Regions from separate parts of the Homo sapiens genome. Here region 1 is linked to region 2. Evidence: chromatin contacts called from ENCODE Hi-C or POLR2A ChIA-PET data. All regions are on one chromosome and are shown on one strand. Each heading gives the region's core, a stretch centred on a gene start or an enhancer-like site at or near the end of the contact. The rest is flanking DNA. Distances are from core to core; before and after follow the strand shown. Region 1 has its middle 34 kb from the start of C5orf67. Region 2 overlaps C5orf67 (chromosome 5 putative open reading frame 67).

Region 1 (6,702 bases), core at 3,425-5,924, 52 kb before region 2:
CTCAAACTCCTGGCCTCAAGCAATCCTTGTGCCTTGGCCTCCCAAAGTGCTGGGATTACAGGTGTAAACCACTGTACCTGGCCCCATTCTTGATTATAGATGAGAAAACTGAAGCTCAGAGAGGGTAGTTAATTTGCTGAAACACAGGAGCCAGGGTTTGCAGTCAGGCCTAACTCCAATGAAGTAGCTTCCTTTCTGTCCCATTGTCTCCTATGTGGCTGCAACCAGAATTTCCTACCTTGATAGGATCCTTTCTCCCCTTCATTGAGCTGTGGGTACCACAGTGACCTGGGGCAGGGGCCCACCTACAACTACATAAGATGGAGACAGAAGGGCTTAGATGTCAGGAACAGTCAGTATGCCGTATGAATGGGAATTCTAGTTCCCTGACTTACAGAAATTCTGAGAGAATTGGCACTGGTATTAGCAAGAAGTACTTTGGGCATCTCAGATGAAAGGCTCTACGTGAGTACAGAGGGTGGCTATTAGAGACTGGCATGGAATTTTATATGAAGGAGAGTGCTTACTAATTATAAGATAGCTACTCATTAGTAGATTTATTTTCTAGCTTAATCTCTCATTGTTGCTATTACAAGGACTTAGAAAAAAATGCCCAAAGGTTTATGACCAAGACTCAAAAGCTAAGCTTGCATGTCCTGAATAGACCTATCTGATTAAAATAATAAAAATAATAATAGTAATTAGAATAAATTCTGTTTACACCTTGTCTTTGCCTGAATGGCTTTAGAGTCCTGTAAAACTTTGCCTTTAGTATCTACATTCGTTCATTGGTCTGTGCTTGCCTGAGCATCTGAGAACATTTTAGAAATATTAGAAACTGACAGGACCACAGAATTAATGAGGCATCATCTTTGGAGCATACCTGTTGGGAGGAGAAGAAGGGAAAGGTGAACTTTGTTCTCCTGTAGCTAGATGGCCGCAAATCTTCCAATTCCTTTCATGTTCTTAGCCAATCCTGGTTCAGCCCTAAAGATTGTTATTATAAAATCCCCTCGAGTTAATGTTTCCCTTTGTCTATTGTTTAATTAATGACCCAGGCAGCGGCTCAGAAAGGAATGCAATTCTCATAAAACATTTTCCCACATTAAACAATCAAAAATTATTTGGGGGGAAAAAGAGAGAGAAAAGCAGGACAGGAACTTGGAGTTTTAGGCAACCTTTTACAGAAATTTGATTGGTATTTTTCTTTTCTGGCTATAAATAGAAAGCCAAGGAAAGGTTAAGTGCTAGGGGCGGGGTCACGGAGTAGATGGGAGCTGCCAAGCAGGAGTGGACGTGGACTGTTCAGGTCGTGAGGTGCACATTCTTTGTGTAAAAGAACATTTCAATATTCTTTATTTTGGAGTCCTGTCTTCAAAAACCGTCCATAGATACCATCTACCAGCCTCTTCTTTCTCCCACCTGTTTCTCCTTCCTCTCTTATATAATTTACACTTGATTATTTAAAAATGCAGCCATTGGTCTCCTCAGTCACCTCTCTAGCCTCATCGTGCTATACTAATTAAGGTAATGATAGCTGCTCTAATAAACTCACCCCCAATTGTACATTGGATTGAACAATATAATTGTTTTTTTTTTCTTGGTGATATAGAGTCTAAAATGGTTGTCATGACTGATAGGTCTCTATCCTCCAAGCAGTGATCTGGGAACCTGATCCTTTTGTCTTGTGGCTCTACCATCTTCAACATTTGGCTTCTGAAGTCACCCTGAATGTGCGCACACAAGGATGGAAAACAGCACAGAGAAAGGCAGAAGGTCGGTATGTGCCTGGTCTGGAAGTGACCCATATCATTCTGTTCACATTACTTTGGCTAGAACTCAGTCAGGTGACCACACCTAACTACAAGGGAGTCTGAGAATTGTAGTTGGCTGCATGTCCAGGAAGAAGAAATGGGATTGTGATCTGACCAGACTGCCTGGCTTAACCACTTTCTCCAGCATTGGCTTCTGTGGTTCCTCCTCCTTTCATTGGATGCTTTTACTGATCCTCTTATGTCCTCCCAGTAGCAAGTACAGCAGAATCTCCTTAGAGAGACTTTGGTCTTCCTTTGTCACCTCTTCTTCTCCAGACTCATTTTCTGTGGGAGCCCCTTGGCAGCCAGCCTGCTCCTAGCCCTGAGTGGTGCTTCTACAGGGTTCTGCTTCCCCTTTTCAAGCTTCTCTGTTTCGTTTACCTCATACATTGCAGGAGAACTACAAGCTCCCTGTCCTCTCACTTCAGCCTCCTCAGTGCCCACCTCCCCTCTTTCCTTGTGTGCCCACACCTTGTCTTCTAAACTAGAAGCTCTGGGCTTTTATTTAGGTAATACCATTTGCATAACCCTTTTGAGTTGACAGAGAAATTTCTCAGAAATTATACTAATCCCATATACAATCTGAAAGACAGACATCATCCATGCCAATCCACCCATCAGAAAACAGATCTGGGGAGAAAAGTGACTTTCCCAAGGCTATGCTGTATACACAGGGTGAAGACTTAAGCTCAAAGCCTATTACTGCTTTGAATTTCTTAGGGTCTTAGGGCTTTTAATTTAATTCACCTAAACCACCTGTTGCAAGGACTTACTCTTGCTGCCTCTATTTTTCTACTGTTCCAGCCTCTTGCCTCTTCTGCTGTCTGTGGTCAAAAACATAGAGCACCTTCATGCCTTGACTTTATATCTGTATTAGTCTGTTTTCACACTGCTATAAAGAAATACCTGAGACTGGGTAATTTATAAAGGAAGGCAGTTTAATTGACTCACAGGTCTGCATGGCTGGGAGGCCTCAGGAACTTACAATCATGGTGGAAGGAGAAGGGGAAGCAAGGCCAGTCTTACATGGCAGCAGGAGAGAGAGAGAGAGAGAGCGCGCACACAGGGGAAACTGCCACTTTTAAACCATCAGATCTCATTAAGAACTCCCTCTGTATCACGAGAACAGCATGCGGGAAACCGCCCCATGACCCAATCACCTCCTACCAGATCCTTCCTTGACATATGAGGATTACAATTTGAGATGAGATTTGGATGGGAACACAGAGCCAAACCATGTCAATGTCTTTAAACTCAAGACTGCAGACTGGAGTGGAATGCCCCTGGAAAGAGTATATGCTGTATGGCTGAGATTCTGAAATGATAAGATTTGTAGACTGGGGAAAATTCTTTAAAATGTTATTTTAATATAGAAGAAGTAGTGTGTGGAGGATGTAGGACTGTGTACAGAATGTAGGACTATAGACATCAAATGAATGACTGACTGAATAAACAAATAGCCCACTACTTGGCTGACAGTTTTTTACTCCCAGCTACATAAAATTTTGTGTTCGGAGTTGTGAGCCACACACAGAATGAATGAGAGTCCCTGCTCTCAAGGAGGCTTAGAGAAGCACGAGAGATAAGACTAAGCCCAGATACTGATAATAAAACAGGGAAATGATAGTGCCAGGGAAGCACAAAGTTCCCCTGTTACTTCAGATGGACTAACAAGAATATACCCAGCTGGAGAGGCTGAAGGTTGAGCTCACCAAGGAAGTGAAAATTTTGAACTTGTCTTTGCATGTATTCATATAGTTATTAACTTGACAACTGATTTAAGCACATACTAAAGACCCTCTTTTAGAGAGGTATCACAGAACACAGCATGTGCAGTTTTTGTCTTTAGGAACTTACTGTCTAGCAAGGGAGAGAGCCACCCCACTGATGACTGCACAAATCATTACTTAATGACAGGAGGGGTAAGTGTTATGAAGGAAAAGCACAAAGGATGTGAGAGTGTATAATAGGGAGACACTATGGAGTCTGCACCAGAGGGATTAGATTTGAATATACTGAGAGAGAGTGGGTAGCAGGGAGACCTTCTAGGTGGAAGGAAGGAGGAATAGAGCTGCACAGTAAAGCAGTCTAAGCTGGGCTGGAAGGGAAGACAGGAAAGGTAGACTAGTACCAGCCCTAGGAGGGCCTCTTCAGACGTCAAGACTCTAAAATTGATTTGTTAGGGAATGGAAAACCACAAAGGTTGAGGTAATCAAGAAGAACACTTGTGACCCAGTTGAGAACAAGGCCACGTGAGAATTACGTAGCTCTTGTTTTTGTACATAAAACCATGCTGGTCCCTGTGAGAGGCAAGACAAGACAAGATCAGCAGGAGAAGGGTTGGACGCATGGTACCTTTCCATGGAAATCCTGTCTGGGGTTCATGACCCAGAGTCTTGGTCTGTTTGCTTGTCTCACAGTGCACAAGAGGCAAGAGCTTAGAAAGCAGATCAGGGAAGAGTGGGGAGGAAGGTATTTGTGCATCCCTGTGGGGGAAAGGTGGGCACTTCCCAGCACAGCCCGGGACAGTGCGAGGAATGGCACAGAGGAACACTCTGCTTTTTGGTTCACAGTATGGCCAGGACAGAAATGAGACCTTTCTCTACATCCTGAGGTTTTATTTTCTTTGTCTTTCTCAGGTGGAGCAGTTAGGTCAGGCCAAGCCTGGCCCTGTTCTGATACAGCTCACCTAGCAGATTTGAAGTTAGACTATTTACAACAAGAAGAAGGCATGCCCTGCCATGGCAAAACCTCACCAGGTCTCCCTGTATGATTCTTGAATGTCTTCTTTAGCAAGGTTACACCTGGCACACAGACCCTATCAGCCACTGACTGCATTCCTTACAAACCCAAACCCATTGGTGGGCAGAGCGGGAAGGTGGCTGGCCACCATCCAGACAGTAAACAATAGAGGCAATTATTATGCAGCCATTAATCTTGTCAATTACACATTAACCCAGGCTGTGTGTAAACAGGAGCACAATCCTCATTCTTTTTCTCTGCCTTTCTCAATGGCTTCCCACCCCACCTCCTCAGAAAATAAAAAGGGACTGCATTCTACCACATTCTCAATATCATCCTTAATTCCACTTTTTCACTTATGGAAACAATCATACCAATCTGGAAATTCCTTTAACCTGTGTATCGATTTTATCTTTTTGTGTGTGTGTGTGATTTCTATTACATATGATACTCTGCTGAGTGCTTGGGAAGCTGATTTTGCTGTTTTCTACAAATCTATGGTTCCTTTTTCACTTTGAACTCCCCAGTTGAAAAGGCTATATTCATATATATTACCTCATGAGGTAATATAATGATTGATAGCACAAATTTATTACATGTTTTGAAGTCGCTTTCTAATATACCTGGATAAGGATCTATTTCCTATTCATCTTCATCTGGGTAGATGCCACCCAAAGACATCCTTGTCCACTTAAAAACCTGTAGCAGTTGGCTTTGTGGTCAAAGGAGATTTTTGTTTTTTAAAGTGAGGAGCAGTTCTGGAAGCAATTAGATCTGGCATTGTTCAGGGCAGATGGTGAAGTGGGCAGAGATTCTCTTCAAAGCCTCTAGCCTTTCATTTTCCTGTGCTCACTCTTCCTTTAGTACACTTGACCTCTCCTTTCCCTCCTCCTCCTCCAAAGCCATCTCTAAGAAATGGCCCACGTCAGTCATTTATCTCTTCCTGGGCATTAAAGAGTCTGGGGAATGCTCATTCCTGCTGTGTTTTCACTGAAAGCCTTATCTTTAATTGTGGAATGAAAGGAATTTCAGGTATTGGATCACAGCTCAAAGTTCAAGTTTTTAACGTTCTATTCACATAGCAGTCAGGAAAAAAAAATCCTTTTTGATTGGAAGGAGGGCAGTTTTCACAGGCCCTCTTCTCAGGCTCTGGTGGTGATCCGTCTCTGTTCTCTCCTCTTTGTGGAGCCATTCTGGAAGACAAGGCTTGAGGTTGGGGTGGGCAGGACAAGTAGCACAGAGATTTCTCAAACGTTGCTGGATAAGGTGTTTGAGACCGATTTCAGTAGAACCCTAATACACATTAGGTAAGATTTCTGAATCAGGAATGTGAGAAAGGTCTGTTGAAACTGGGCATCAATACCCTTTTTCCTTGGGATATGTCAGGGAATTCCCCAAGAGGCTTCAATGTTCAGGGCAGCCCTGCTACCCTATTTTTTGGGTGGTGGGGTGGGAACTTGGAAAGAGGTCTTGCTGGCTGAAATTAAATTAGCATGTTGTTTCGAGGGAGTTGGGAACATTTTCAAGTTGCTGTGCATAAACCTGCGAGCTCATTTTCTCAGATTTGGTTCATGCATATAGGGTGGTACTATGTATTCACTAGAAAGGGTTCAGACTTGTTGCATCTTGGTTCTGTCTCTAGATCTAGGATAATGCATTTATTCCAAAACTTAATTTTGGTAAAACGAAAGAATCAACTAGGCAATCACTGAGGTTCCTTCTAGCTTCAAAAATCCCGATGATCTCTGAGATCTATGAATTAAAATTAATTGGTGCAACTTGTGGGATGTTATTTAAGTGAAAATTCTTAGAGTCAGGGCACTAGTGAAAGGTAAGAGCCAGGAATGCAGGGGATACTGGTCATTTTCCATAGCTTCTTTCCTCCCAAATTGTAGCAATTCTGGGGTTGTGGGAAGAAGTAGAGATATGAGTGGCAAATCAATACAAACTGTGTCACCAATAAGGTTGTTCAGGGAAATAAGTTTATAAAGAGTGGAAAGGAACAGGCTGAGCCTGACAGGGTTAAAGGAAGCACCAATTTCTACCAATGACAGTGGGTTTTGTTTGTTTTTTACAAAAGGCATGTTTCTCATTTGAGGAAATGATTACATTGAGCCATGGAAAAGTTCCTGGGAGGAAAAAAAAA
Region 2 (6,227 bases), core at 237-2,736:
TTTACTCTTTCTACTCCTGGCCTCTTTGCTGCTTCTTCAAAGTAAGAAGCATGCTCCCAAACAGGACATTTGCACGTGCTTTTTCCTCTCCCTGGGTGTCCACTCTGATGTCCTTATGGCTCATGCTCGCTTCCTTCAGCTTTCCACTCAGCCTTCCCCTTCTGAGCAAGGGCCTCCCTGACCACCCATCTAAAACATCACCCTCAATCCCCATCACTTCCTACCTCCCTGCTTGCTTTTTCTTCATATCCCCTATCATAACCTGAAATATACATTTATGTGTTTATTTTTGTCTTACTCTACCAAATGTAGGATTACCAACATTTCCTATCAAAGTGCAGGAAATGCGGTTTCTTCCTGTTGAGTCTTCACTGCCTAGCCAGTCTTCACCTGGCTCTTTCTTCCTGTTGAGTCTTCACTGCCTAGAACAGTGCTTGGCATACAGTAAACACTAAATGAATTTAAGTTGAATAAATGAATGAATGGATGGGATAGGGGAAAGAATATATATACATGTATCTACATATATTTAAATCTACATTAAGTGAAAGTGTTCATATATTTAGTTATACACATATATTTCTCTAGGGATATCTCCTTCGAAGAGAACATATGGAGATATATATATATATATAGATACACACACACACACACAAACACATATATCCTGAGTTGCTTCTGTCAGTACAGTACAGTCACTACTGTATTTGGGTGGCCTGTCCTAGCCCTTCTCTCAGATGATGATAACATTCTTGGGGCATTGGCTTGGGTGTAGGAGTTGGTTGGTGTGGGATCTGTGTAGACTCTTTGTGAGAGACCTGTGGAGAGCTGCATTTGTGTTTGTTGATGGTGGGTGACTGAGGTAGGCTTGTTGGGGGGAGGAATAAGGACATCGAGGCTATTGGAGGAGGCAGGAAGATGGAAGGGAAGTCATTGAAATAATCTTATGGCCATGGGTTTGAAATTAGTATCTGTCCATAGAGAGGTAAATCAGAGGCATCCAACGGGGAGGAGAATATCTCCAATCAGGAGGTGCTCACACAGTTTAGCGGCTTCCTGTCAGGTGCTCCCGGTGACACTCTGGGTCTTTTCTCCTCTCCCCCATAATTTTCTTTAAAACACAGTGTAAAGATAAGGGTAAGAATCACTTCAAGTAATGTGAGAAAACTGTAAGGAAAGAGGAAAAATGAAAATGCTGCCAATGGCAGGAAACGGCACATTTTAATCTTCTCAAACTAAATGGACTCCGCGTTGCATCTGGAATTGTGTGTGCTTGATAAACCTAATGTGGAAGCCCTTTGCTAAACATCTGACAAGAATCAGCCTCTCCATGAAATGTGAAAAGATGCCCCCACCCAGTTGTTAAGAGGCTGCATAAGAGAACAGAAAAAGTTTGCGCAGCTAACACAACACGGGGCTTGCCAAAATCATCCTGCCCTAATTCTCTTGTCAGCAGAGCCACTTTTCTGAAGAGCTAGCGACTCGTGACTTGGTTGCTGGATTCTGCCTGCCCTTCCTGCTGTGTATCCCCCACCCCACCCAGGACCCCTGAGCAGAGCACACCCTTTCTCTGTATTTTCACTTGTTGGGTATTCTTCAGGGCTTGAAGCCTCAGAAATTCCGTTGAGAACACAATGCTCTACGTTCAGGATGTGAACGGCTACAAATGTCGTATTGCTTATCTCGCTCTGTGCAACACCCAGCAGCTGCTGGCCTTTAACGAGGAGGCGGCACAGGGCTCAGGGAATCATCCTGTGTGTGCTTTGTTCTTGCATTTTGCAGCTGATTTAAGAGCAAGAAAGGAACAAACCCCATCTGATGTCTTTACTCCAGAGATCATCTCACATCCTTCCTAGGGCAGGAAGAGCAGGTGACTGGGACACCGGACATTTGGCAAGCTGGTGGCTTTCCTGCGTTGGCATGCTTTGCCGGGGTTTTCATGAAAAGACAATGACCTTTACAAAAAACAATGACCTTTGCAGAGATCTCGAAACCCTGGCAACTCAGCAGCAAACTCAGTTCCAAAAGCGTTCCTATTGCCTTTCCCAGCAGAGTTGAATAATTGGAAAGTAAAGAAGGACTTTTTAAAAATCACCAAAGTTTTTGGCAAATTTTAGGAGCTCTTTCCCCCACCCTGTAATTAAAGCAGAAGTAAACAGTAAAAGAATATCAAATTGCAGCTCGCTTCAGGAATAGATGCCCAAATAGAGCTGCTGCTTGTCCTAACCTGTGCTTTGAGACAGAAGGACAACCTCTCTGGGGAGCACTCCAATAGGTCCCCAGATCTGACACATCAAGATTAAGACATGAAGATTTGGAGCTGAGAGAGGAGAAAGGGTGAGTCATCTGGGCATTATCCAAAGAAAGAAAAAATGTCTTCCTCTTTCAAAGTTGCCTTCTCTGCACCATCCCTGAGCCCCTTCTGGTTGTTGGAGGTCATCTCCTGCATGGTACTACCTCACCTTGAAGGGGTTCTTAGGTCCAAGGCGATCAAAGCAGTCCTGCTCCCTGCTACACAGTGTGTGTGAATACTGTGTCAGACTGACTTGGTCTGTGTCTCATCCACTCATCAGCTGGTAACCCCAGACAAATTGCTGACCTTCTCTAACCTTCAGTTTTCTCAAGTCTACAAAGAGGGAACAATAGTATTTACCTTATAGGGCGGACATGGGACTTAAATGAAACAGTGTAAAGTTCTTGAGGCATAAGAACCACTCAAGCATTGATGTTACATGTATCAATAGTTAATTTCTTTTTACTGTTGTCCCATTGTATGTACATATCACGATTTGTTTATTCATTCACCTGTTGATGGATGTATGGATTGCTATTGCAAATAAAGCTGCTACTGTTTGTGTACAAGTCTGGTATAGATACATTTTCCCTTTTTTCTTTTTCTTTCTTTCTTTTTTTTTTTTTTTTTTTTTTTTTGAGGCAGAGTCTGGCTCTGTCGCCCAGGCTGGAGTGCAGTGGCACAATCTTGGCTCAATGTGACCTCTGCCTCCCAGGTTCAAGTGATTCTCCTGCCTCAGCCTCCCTAGTAGCTGGGATTACAGGTGCATGCCATCACATCCAGCTAATTTTTGTATTTTTAGTAGAGATGGGGTTTCTCCATGTTGGTCAGGTTGGTCTCGAACTCCTGACCTCATGATCCATCTGCCTTGGCCTCCCAAAGTGCTGGGATTACAGGCGTGAGCCACTGCACCTGGCCATTTTCCCTTTTTTCTTGGGTAAGTACTTAGGGATAGAATGGCTAGCTCAGATGGTAGCTGTATGTGTAACTTTTAAGGAAACTGTCAAACAATTTTCCAAAGTAGTCACATCATCTGGTGTTTCCATCAGTGGCTTATAAGAGTTCCAGTTCCTCCACATCCTTATCAGCACTTGGTGTGGTCAGTCTTTCTAATTTTATCCATTCACATATGCGAGTAGTGGTAGGTGATTCACATTTACTTTGGCTTGTAGTGAAGATATTTAGGTGAACATTCTGTGCAACTATATCATTCATTCATTGCACAGTGCACAGGCCTCAAAGCTCAAATATTATCTGAAGACAACCTGTTGTGAACTTAAATCTTTGATGGACAGTTGGATGCATCTGACTCTGAAGATTGAGTGAATTTCAAGTAGGAGCAGCCTAATGATTCAGGGCCATAGACTGTTACAGGTAGTTAGGCATGAGCAGGGCAGGACAGGGTTCTCCCCCAACCCACTAGAAATGTTGGGTGATGGTTTGGCAATTATTGCATTGCCTCTCTAAAAATATGTATTTGGCAGCTCCAGGGAGAGGCCATTTCCTGATGGTCCACACCTGTTAACCTCAAAATGTTAATTGAATGCAGGCCCCAGGGAGAAGCAACTTCCTGGGCATGCGTGTTAAGAGACAAAAATGGTGAAGTATGATCTTCTGGGGGCACACTCCACCGGAAAAGGGAAGAAAGCCTTAGATGGGCATGTGTATAACTCCCTAAATACATTGTGCATTCTCAACTCCAACGGGTAAGGAAAGCACTGGGCATGTGGAAAGCCCACCCTAAAGGAAAAATCTTGGGAAAGAGGCAAGCCTATAAAGTCCTAGGATCAAGGTTAAAGGCCCCTCTTTTTTGCTGTCTTCTTTTGCTCTCTTTTCTTTCTTGGACCTTCAAGCACCCGCTTGGGTCTCCTACAAGCGAATTTTCCTCTCTTTCCTGTTCTAAAGCCTTTTAAATAAACTTCTACTCCTGCCCCGAAACTTGCCTTGGTCTCTTCTTCTGCTATATGCCCCTCAGTCAAATTCTTTCTTCAGAGGAGGCAAGAACTGAAGTTGCTGTGGACCCCTTATGGATTCACTGCCGGTAACTTGGGTCTCTTCCACTGGTAACAAGACCACTTAATTTTCTTCTCATTACTTCTACTAAAGCCAAATAATTGCTGTGATTTTATTAATTCACCTACAAAGCCAATAATGAACCCTGGTTCATATCACCTTTAGCTCCTGTTACTAATAATAACAAACATCATAAGATTGGCAACGCTATTAGTTTTGCCCTGTGTTTATAATAATGAGGTTAGGGAAGGTATTCTTCACTACTTTTGGGGACTCAAAAGAGAGAATCCATAGGAGAAATTTAACTCTGGCTTTAGTTCTAGAAGTAGCTTTGTTTGTCCTGAGCAAATGGTTTGTTTTTCCTGATGAACAGTGGAAATCGTGCTGTTTCTTTCTTCACGCTGGTAACCAGAGACTTAGAGCCAAATTTGCCTTCTACTCCATAGCAAGTTTATCTGACTTTATGCTATGTATTTAGTAAACTAACCTATGCCTGGCTCCACGTTACTTTCCTATTTTAATTTTCTATTTGCTTTACTTTCCATACTAGTTAAAATATTTTGAATTTAAATGAATTTTTAAAACTATGTGTTTATGATCAGAATCCAAAAGGCATAATTTAAGGTATCTCTCACTCTTGCTCCAAAACCATCTGTTCCCCTTTCCCAGGGGAAACTGCTTTTATCAGTTTGTACTGTGTCTTTGCAGAGAATCTAGGTGACTAAAAGTATCCATGAGAATAGAAGTATAGTATATGTATGGGTGTGTGTAGTACATATTTGTAAGCAGTCTATTGAACAAGTTGAAGTTGGTAGGGTATAAATAGAAAGCAACTTTATTCCTGCTCATTGTTGACTCTTGAAATTCACTCTGTTGTTTCCTTGCCTGCCTATGGATGAATTCTGTGGCAGATACCTTGGCTTTTCTAGTTACTTTCAGATATAAGTAGGTAGTCTAACTTACCCTTAAAAAGTCTAGACTGCTGGTGAGGATATGGAGAAAAGGAACACTTGCACATTGTTGGTGGGAGTGTAAATTAGTTCAACCATTGGGGAAAGCAGTACGGCAATTCCTCAAAGAGCTAAAAGCACGACTACGATTTGACCCAGCAATCCTATACTGGGTATATACCCAGAGGAATGGAAATCATTCTACCATAAAGACATATGCATGCAAATGTTCACTGCAGCACTTTTCATAGTAGCAAAGACATGGAATCAACCTAAATGCCCATCAGTGACAGACTGGATAAAGAAAATGTGGTACATATAAACTGTGAAATACTATGCAGCCATACAAAAGACAGAAATCAGGCTAGGCACAGTGGGTCATGCCTGTAATCCCAACACTTTGGGAGACTGTGACGTGTGGATCACTTGAGGTCAGGAGTTCGAGACCAGCCTGACCAACATGGTGAAACACCGTCTCTACTAAAAATACAAAAATTAGCTGGGCGTGGTGACGGGCGCCTTTCTTGGGGGTTGGTGGAAGGTGAGTAGAGGGGAAAATTGGGCAGGAAATGAGGACTCTACTGAAAAGATTAGGCCATGTTATGCGATTTATCAAAATATTTTTCCATTGGGAAAATGGGACAAGTACTGTCTGACTGAGTTCTTGCAGAAATTTCTGAAAATACTCAGAGATTTAATGTTCTGCTTGAAAGGAACTACAGAAAAGCAACACACTCTTTTAACTCATTGTTTAGCATGAGTAGACTTTAAATTGCTCTAGAATGAGTTTTGTACTTTGACGGTTTTTTGGTGCACATATCATACACAAACAAAGCCAAAATGAAAAAGTACAGAATCTGAAAAACTATATCATTTGGGTTTCTCCAGACTAAACAAAACATTTCCAGTATGGCTAGATAAAAAGATTTTTCTAACCCTCCCTGTCCCTCACCCCACCTTCCTATGGGAGG

Evidence for each region. Hi-C counts contacts between places; a loop is a spot of excess contacts on that map. ChIA-PET counts read pairs that join two places held with the same protein, here RNA polymerase II (POLR2A). Pooled maps may share reads with other maps.
Region 1: a map of CD4-positive, alpha-beta T cell shows a loop between it and region 2 (5-fold over the local background). The contact joins two enhancer-like sites. A Hi-C loop is called at or near these places in 1 of 168 maps with a recorded cell type or tissue (CD4-positive, alpha-beta T cell), 2 of 37 single-sample maps with no recorded cell type and 2 of 50 pooled maps. POLR2A ChIA-PET finds 5 or more read pairs at or near these places in 7 of 52 experiments (CD4-positive, alpha-beta T cell, GM12878, activated CD4-positive, alpha-beta T cell and 4 more).

The regions. Positions count from the first base shown.
Region 1 is chr5:56,636,408-56,643,109 of GRCh38, reverse strand. No RefSeq gene overlaps it. Among named protein-coding and RNA genes, the nearest start is that of C5orf67, 34 kb to the right of the region's middle. RefSeq lists enhancers at 5,354-5,648, 5,256-5,825. Within about 2 kb of position 4,674, at least 7 of the 41 ENCODE cell types and tissues checked have a DNase peak (open chromatin) inside an H3K27ac peak, as active enhancers do; they include CD4-positive, alpha-beta T cell, where a contact is called at or near this core.
Region 2 is chr5:56,581,735-56,587,961 of GRCh38, reverse strand. All of the region lies in intron 1 of C5orf67 (chromosome 5 putative open reading frame 67), which reads left to right. Among named protein-coding and RNA genes, the nearest start is that of C5orf67, 21 kb to the left of the region's middle. Within about 2 kb of position 1,486, at least 18 of the 41 ENCODE cell types and tissues checked have a DNase peak (open chromatin) inside an H3K27ac peak, as active enhancers do; they include CD4-positive, alpha-beta T cell, where a contact is called at or near this core.